2 separate regions of the Homo sapiens genome follow, and region 1 is linked to region 2. Evidence: read pairs that join two places in POLR2A ChIA-PET (ENCODE). Cell type or tissue: A673. All regions are shown on one strand. Links, peaks and the distances in the headings refer to the core of each region. The heading gives the core; the rest is flanking DNA. Region 1 overlaps LOC105373804 (a long non-coding RNA gene). Region 2 overlaps MYO1B (myosin IB).

Region 1 (4,400 bases), core at 239-4,238, 53 kb after region 2:
TTTTCCTCATCTAAATGAGTGTTTACAGCTGTTCATTATTATGGTTGTTTCTTGCTAAACATGAGTTGCCCTTCTATCTGTGTTCCTAACCTGTCCCCAGGCTCCCACCCACACCTGACTGGCCTTTGTTTATACTACATTAACTAGAATAGAATTTCTTTTTTTTTTTTTTTATTATACTTTAAGTTTTAGGGTACATGTGCACATTGTGCAGGTTAGTTACATATGTATACATGTGCCATGCTGGTGCGCTGCACCCACTAACTCATCATCTAGCATTAGGTATATCTCCCAATGCTATCCCTCCCCCCTCCCCCCACCCCACAACAGTCCCCAGAGTGTGATATTCCCCTTCCTGTGTCCATGTGATCTCATTGTTCAATTCCCACCTATGAGTGAGAATATGCAGTGTTTGGTTTTTTGTTCTTGCGATAGTTTACTGAGAATGATGATTTCCAATTTCATCCATGTACCTACAAAGGACATGAACTCATCATTTCTTATGGCTGCATAGTATTCCAAATGTCCAACAATGATAGACTGGATTAAGAAAATGTGGCACATATACACCATGGAATACTATGCAGCCATAGAATAGAATTTCTTAAGAGGCCCAGGAACCCGATTCAGCCTCCAGACATGTTTTATTTGCCCACAGATTGTTTAAATATTTTTGAGAGGGTAGACAACATTGGAAAAAAAAAAGCAGATACTTTTAAAGTCCAGATTTTGAACTTTTCTAGAAAAATCAGAAGACCTGGCAACAATGTGCCTCAGGGCAGCAGACCACTGTAACCAAGCAGGGCCGGCCTCTTTGGCCAGGCTGTGCACATTCTTCCTTCTGACACGATCCTCACCCATGCTGTGTATGCTCCTGCCTGTCCCTGTGGACAGCAGAGTTTCCCACATCTGGAATAATGCCAGGGATGGCTGTTCCCTACTTTCTTGGCTTACAAGTGAGTGTGGAAACAGGGGGGCTTTCCTATTCCTGTCAGCACAGTCAGGTCCTTGTTCAGGGACCAGGTCCAGGTCTAAGAGGAAGCAGGGGACTTGGCCAGGGCACACAAAAGACACAATGATTAAAGTGTTGGAAAACAGAACCTATGAGGTAAGTTTTAAGGAACTGGATGTTTTCCTGGAAAAAAAGAGGATAAAGGATGACTCAATTGTCTTCTTTAAGTATACGGGGTAATTATGAAGAGAGTGATACCAGCTGCTCTCCACCCCCAAACCCACTAGAGGAAATGTGCGTGTCCTGTGGCAGGAGGCTTGCAGCTGAGCCATAAGGGACTTCACTAAGAATTTAGGTTGAGAGACGAGGTGCCTCCATCTGCCTCATCTGATCCTTATGAGGGTCAGGCTAGACCCTTCTGTCTGAAACTCAAAAAATAAACTGGGTAACTTCTTGAATACTTTCCCGACTTTAATTCTTAATGCCTTCCTCTGCCATATTCTCTTTTATTTCTGTAGGCTTATCAGAAGAAAGTTAGAAAAAGCTTTCCTGAATAAGAAAACAGGGCATGAATCACTTAAAATTCTCTTTAGCAACATCTATCCTTGATGTTACCACACTAAAAAATGTATGCATACTCTTTCTAAACATGCAATTAGAACACAGCTGGGAAGGTACTTAAGATTCTTTTCCCAAGTTAACTTTTTACCAGCCAAATTGCTATGGGTATAGTTTGCTCAACTGATGCTAGGAGAATAGTTCAGAGGACTTAATCGAGTGCAGTGCTTATGTAGATAAAAAACATTGCCTACATTATCCAGTCTTAGTTGTTTTTACTTAGTTTAAAAGATTATGGTGAGTTTTCATGTCTGTTCCTGTTGTGAATTCTGTGAGTCAATGCAGAGGAGCTGGAGGAATTTCCCAGATGTCACAACTACTGGACAGCATCCGGTACAGTAAATTAGAACACAGACTCTGGTTGATAAATGGTGATGGGACATTTAACACTTCAAAATAACAATCAACCTTTGTTGTGAGCCAACTGGGTGCTGAGTGCTTTTCATGTTAATCTTCATAATGACTCTGTAAGGTAGTTATCAATATTCTCGTTTGACAGATCAGAACAGAGTCAGAGAGAGGAGTAACTTTCCAAGGCCACATGGACAGCAAGTGGTGACATGCAGATTCAAGTCTAAATCCAAATTCAAATTGCTTGACTCCAAAGTCTGTGTTATTTATTTATTTATTATTATTTTTTATTTTCAAGACGGAGTCTCACTCTATCACCCAGGCTGGAGTGCAGTGGCATGATCTCAGTTCACTGCAGCCTCTGCCTCCCAGATTCAAGCGATTCTCTTGCCTCCGCCTCCCGAGTAGCTGGAATTACAGGCGCCCACCACTACACCTGACTAATTTTTGTATCATCGAGTAGAGATGGGGGTTTCACCATGTTAGCCGGGCTGGTCTCGAACTCCTGACCTCAGGTGATCCACCCACCTTGACCTCCCAAAGTGTTGGGATTACAGGCATGAGCTGCCATGCCCCACCCATCTGTGTTATTTTCATGTGACTACTTTGCTTCTTGTTTTTGGATTCACTTTGTTAGGGTGTGCCAGCCAAGGTGTCCAGCACAGAACCATACAATGGAAGGGGTAATTTGGGTCAGTCTCTCTCACAAAGAGAGCTCATGAGCTCCCAAGACAAATAAAGGTACTGGTTGACAAGTACATCACAATTAAACAGCCTCATCACCTTTCTGCACCTACAGTTCCATTTCCTACCTTGTTCATGCAGTCATCTGTCAAAGTCTCTTGACATACAACCCTAACTCCTCAGAGCTACGGTTTCTGACTTCCCACTAGTAAGCACAGTCCTTCCTCAAGACTATTTAAGCGGTCTGGCTCTTAAGTATACTGTGTTCCTTGTGGGGTGGCCCATGCATCTTGTGCAGCAGCATTACCTGGACTACTGGCTAAAAATATGAATTCCTGAGCCTCACCATTGATCTACTGAATCAGAATCTCCAGGAGCACGTCTTATCCTTAACAAGTATCTCAAGTCTTTTTCACACACACTTAACTTTTAGAATTATTGCTTGTAAAGCAATGGTTGTTAACCTTGGATGCACATTGCAATCACCTGGGGAAATTACATCTGGGCTCCACCCCCAGAGATTCTGATTTGCCTGGGCTGTGGCCTGGGCATCATATTAAGAACTTTCCAAGTGATCTTAACATACAGCCAAGACTAGCATCACTATCTTAGATCCAGAACACTGCTTCTCAAACTTGGCATGTGCATCAGAATCATCTGGAGGTCTTGTTAAAGCACAGGTTGCTGGGCCCACTCCCAGAGTTTCTGATTCAGCAGGTCTTAGGTAGGACCTGAGACTCTATTTCTAACAAAGTTCCCAGGTGATGCTGATGATACAATTTTAGGAACCACACTTTAAGAACCATTGGTTTAGAGACTCAATAATAGTACACACCACTGCTAAATTTTAAATAATTAAGGAAAAATCTTGTTGCTTTGAAGACATCATGGATATTTTTTAGCTTCCCGCCCTAATTTAAATAATTTTGCACATTTTGAGCCCACTGTAGACTAGATCAAGTCATCCTTGTTAATAGAAGAATTATTAACCTCTTTTTCCTAGAGGAGATTTAGATTTAGATTCAAGGGAGTGAAATTAGCATTTAATTGGAATAAATAATTGTGCTTCTTGGGCAAATTACCCCTGGCAAAGCTGGAAGGAATCTGAAAAGTGGAGATCCGTGAAAGTCACTTCCAATATGTGCAATAAAACGGTATGCAAAATAATGTATCTTTGCATAAGCACCTGAATAAATCTTGGCCTTGTCATTATTAGCACTGTTTCCATTCCTCCTATTGCCAGAGATGGTGAGTACAGTGATTGATTCCTTTGGGACTAGGAATCACCGGGAGAGGCAGGGTCACTGTGAATGGTCATGCAGCATGCACACTGCACAACACCATGGGCATCATTCACAGACTTCAGTGGGAATTGCACCCTCTGGAGCTGTGCTACATGGCTTACCTGGGAGAGGGCTATATTTCTTCTGGAGTTGTAGAACTCTTAACCTCTCTCTAGGAACCAGGACCTAGAAAGCATTATAACACATGTCCAGAGGTCAAAGTTCCGTCCACTGTTGGTTCAGTCCACCACACCTGCTTCCCCCATTTCCAGGTGCTGGCTCTGGATGACCCGCTGGGGAGGTGTATTAGTCTGTTTTCATGCTGCTGATAAAGACATACCTGAGACTGGGTAATTTATAAAGAAAAAGAGGTTTAATGGACCGACAGTTCCACGTGGTTGGGGAGGCCTCACAATGATGGCGGAAGGCTTACCTGGCAGCATACAAGAGAGAATGAGAGCCAGGTGAAAGGGGAAACCCTTTATAAAATCATCAGATCTCATGAGACTTAT
Region 2 (4,400 bases), core at 335-4,334:
AAAATTCACAGAAAAGGGGGATTCACAAGGAATAGCCCCATCTTCTAACTTTTGGGGATACTTCTGCTAAAGACTATTCAACACCGTTACCTAGTTTCTGCAACTATAAGCACAAATGGGAAGGTACTTCACCTGTGAATGCCACTAGAGCAGGCCTACCCCTGGCTTCTCACTCTCTCCTGTCCCTTTTTAGCAAACCAACTGGAGACCGCCAGCCTGACTTTTCTTTCTTCAAATAATTTTATTATATTATTAGTACAGAGGTAACATAACCAGGTTATAGAAGATTTAGAAAATAGAGAGTTAAAAGTAAAAGTCACCCCAATCTATTATCGTAACACAATCACTTAACATTTTGGTTTCTTTTTTTGCCATCTTTCTCCCCATATTTTCCAAAGGGGTCCCTCGTATGAAATCCTAAATTATGTGCACTGCTAGGATTCAAACAGATTTAAATATCTGGTGTGGGGGAGGAGGAACCCCAGGAAAGCATTGCAGGAAAGGCTGAATAGTAGTAACTAACATCTACACCAAGTGCTTGCTCTGTGCCTGACACTGTTCTAGGAGCTGCACATGTGTTGATTCATTTAATCCTTACTATAACCCAAAGAAGGCAGCTCTGCAAAATTACCCACATTGCGCAGATGAGAAAATGGAGGCAGACCGTTTAAGCTACAAGCCCAGGGTCCGGGGGCTACTAAGGAGAAGAGTCAAGTTTCAAAAACCAGTATTGTCTCCAGAGCCCAGCCCATAACCACTGCACCACATAGCTTTTCACTATACAGAGGACTTATCTCAACTAAGCTCAGTCATGCCTGCCCCAGAGCAATGCTTCAATGACCAAACAGAGCACAGATTCTAGGCAGGTGTGTAACTCAGTTTGGATCCCATCCCATTGTCATGCCTGAGCCCTCAGTGTGTGTTTAAGAGACAGTGAAGGAGGGAGAGTGGAGAAGGCTGAGACACTGGAAAAAACATAGAAGGCCCTGCTCACCACCCCTCCCAGGAAGGGCAGAGCAGTCTTCTTCCGACCTGACCTGACCTGACCTTAAAGGACCCCGTCTATTAGTGCAGAGCTCAGGAGAAAATTGCTGAGCAGGACGCTCGTGTCCAGCAGATGCCAGGACCCAATGGCAGCAGCAGTGGCAATACTCAAAATGCAGAGGGGGTAGGGGTGTGGGCAGTGGCCCCATTCAAGCCTCACCATAGAGGCAGCTCTCTGAATCTAGCCAGCTTCACTTGGCAGGATGAGGATATACTGATAAAAAATAAATACCTTCACTTTGTCATAATAGTGTGTAAAACACTGTTAAATACCACTATTATGATAATTTACTAAGAATTAATAACTTGATTTAAGTCATCAGTCACTAAAATTCCCATCTTTGTGTCATTCAGAGTAGAGTCCCACCTTGGGGCTTCTGAGCCTCTTTTTATTGCCTACAAAGTTCTTCCATCCTCCTCATTCTTTAACACCAACTCATCCTTCAGGCAGCTGTGTGAATGTTTATTTCCTAAGTCAGGCTCTCCTTGTACCCCAATCTAAATTTCCCTCTCTCCGCCTTTCTGTTTCTCACAGCCCCCTGTCCTTTTCCTTCACAGTATCGATGCTAATCCACGAATACATATTTATCCGTGTCCATTTCCACAATGTCTCTTCCCCTTCACATTCATGAGAGCAGAAACCACATCTGTTTTGTTCAACATTAAAGATTCAGTACAGGATGGGTGTAGTGCCTCATACCTGTAATCCTAACACTTCAAGAGGCTGAGGAGGGAGGATCACTTGAGGCCAGGAGTTCAAGACCAGCCTGGGCAACATAGAAAGACCCCGTCTCCACAAAAAAATGTAAAAAATGAGTGGGGTGTGGAGATGCTGCCTGTAGTCCTAGCTGCTTGGGAGGTGGAGACAGGAGGATCACTTGTGCCCAGGAGTTCGATCCTGCAGTGAGCTATGTTCACACCACTGTACTCCGGCCTGAGCAACAAAGAGAGACCCTGTCTCTAAAACAAAAACAAAAACAAAAACACAGTACCTAGTACGGTGCCTGAAACATACTAGGCACCTAAACATTTGATGAGTTAATAAATGAACACATTAAATAACTAAAAGTCACCCCTTCCTTACTTCTAAAAGTACTGCATATAATTTTTAAATTAGGTCAGGTGTGGTGACTTACACCTGTAATCCCAGCACTTGGGAAACCAAGGCAGGAGAACTGATTGAGGCCAGGAGCCTGGGACCAATGAGACATCACCTCTACAAAAAATTTAAAAATTAGTTGGGCATGGAGGCGCACACCAATAGTCCTAGTTACTTGGGAAGCTGAGGTGGGAGGCTCATTTGAGTCCAGGAGTATGAGGCTGCACCGAGCTACGATCATGCCATTGCATTCCAGCCTATGCAACAGAGCCAGACTTGTCTCTAAAAAAAAAAAAGAGGCCGGGCGCGGTGGCTCACGCCTGTAATCCTAGCACTTTGGGAGGCCAAGGTGGGTGGATCACCTGAGGTCAGGAGTTCGAGATCAGTCTCAACATGGAGAAACCCCATCTCTGCCAAAAATACAAAATTAGCCAGGCGTGGTGGTTGCATGCCTGTAATCCCAGCTACTCGGGAGGCTGAGGCAGGAGAATTGCTTGAACCTGGGAGGTGGAGGTTGCAGTGAGCCAAGATTATGCCACTGCACTCCAGCCTGGGCAGCAAGAGCGAAACTCTGTCTCAAAAAATAAATAAATAAATAAAAATAAAGTGAATTATGACATTTTCAATAAAGGCTAAGTTATTTTATGCTGTATTGGAAAAGCCACCCAACTGCAGGCTCCCACAGCAAACACAGGTTTAGATGTGAACTTGATCAATCAAGAACTATTTATAAACAAATACAAAATCAATCCCTTTCTTGTACACCAGCAACACTAACCAGAAATGTACTAAATCATTCATTCAAAATGACCACAGAAACCATGAAGCACCTTGGCACAAATCTAACAAGCGGTATGAAAGAGTTTTACATACAAAATGATAAAAATTTCATTGAAGGACATAAAAGAACTATTAAAGAAGCTTATGAGGTTTGTGGATGGGAAGCCATTAAACCATAAAGATGTCAATTCTCCCTGAATTTCTATTTAAATGCAACACAATTTCAGTAACACAAAATTAAAGAAAAAAGCCCCACAAGCAACAAGCTTGTTGAACATATGTGCAAGCTAACCTGTGGGGGGAAACAGAGGAGAATGTGATGTGCATGTGATGTGTCAACTGACGCAAATATGGAAAATGGAATTTTGTGGGAATTCCAATAATTTAACCATATGAATGTGTAAGGTTACTTTCAACATTTCATTGTGCTTCAAATATTTTCTTTTTTTTTTTTAAGTTGTGAAACAGTTAAGTTCAGAAGAACAAGCGCAACCTGAGTCTGGGAAAACTGACAGAGAAGACAGGCACAAAGCTGGGCACTGAAAGATGTGCCAGTGTGATAGGGGAGAGGGGCTTCTGGGGGGAAGGAACGATCCAGAACAACAAGGTAAAAGCACAAGACACAGTTGAGAGTGAACCAAGTACGGCTCACATGGAATGCACATTCCCACAGGAAGCCAGGCAGTGACAGAACCTAAAAAGCTACAGTGAAGTGACTATAGCAGTGTTATCTACGAAATGATCCCCCCAAAACGTGGTACAATGGTGACATAAGTTGGGACAAGTGAATACTGTATCTTTCTCTTGGGAATTCACAGTACACAGTCACAAATGAAGGCCAGGAGAAGTCTTTCTGCAAAGAAACTTAACCAGCTATTCTAACATGTACCTGGCCAAGGAACCCTTTTTACAGGAACATTTACCAACTTTATGGGTAGGGTATTTTTTTGTTTTTTGTTTTTTTTTCCAACTTACTAATTTTTTATGGAACAACTCACTTTGGGTAACACTATACTCCAGTAACTCAGCCTTTTAAAGGTCTGAACCAGAATGAGGGCTTGAGGATTTGCAAAGGGCAAAAGATAGGGGAGAACAATAAATCAGACATAGTGACTGACAGGAGGAATGTAAGGGTCACAGAAAATGGGGAAGTAGGTGATGCTCTAGAATCCAAAGTCAAGATGGTGATGAAAAGGCTATTAGCACAAACAGTGAAGTGAAGTCCACAGGGGACCAAGTATTAGGTAAGAGGTAATAAATTTAGATTTCGACAGGTTTGGAGAGACGGATATCTCCCTAGAAAGAAAACTAAGCAAGAGGTTACAACTTGGAGTCAGTTTCTCAGATCCGTCCCCTGTTAAATTTAGGAGCTGAGCAGGTCTCAAGCACAATGAAGGGGTTACAGTGGTGACCTTTAAGACACTTTTCAATAGCAACATTCTGCCATTCCAAAAATTGAAAATTTGAAATAAAAATA

Evidence for each region. Peaks named below come from ENCODE experiments on the same cell type or tissue, not always from the same donor. Only the 100,000 strongest peaks of a DNase experiment are listed, where the experiment ranks them.
Region 1: POLR2A ChIA-PET joins it to region 2 with 5 read pairs; 11 of 35 experiments call an interaction of 5 or more read pairs at or near these places.

The regions. Positions count from the first base shown.
Region 1 is chr2:191,199,802-191,204,201 of GRCh38, reverse strand. LOC105373804 (a long non-coding RNA gene) reads right to left here. Exons shown (of 4, transcript XR_923707.3): 2 at 4,011-4,074. Among named protein-coding and RNA genes, the nearest start is that of MYO1B, 43 kb to the left of the region's middle. In A673, for the core only: no CTCF peak of the experiment used is centred there; a DNase peak (open chromatin) is centred at 1,891.
Region 2 is chr2:191,252,551-191,256,950 of GRCh38, reverse strand. The region is part of intron 1 of MYO1B (myosin IB); the gene reads right to left. Among named protein-coding and RNA genes, the nearest start is that of MYO1B-AS1, 8.6 kb to the right of the region's middle. RefSeq lists a silencer at 634-928. In A673, for the core only: no CTCF peak of the experiment used is centred there; no DNase peak of the experiment used is centred there.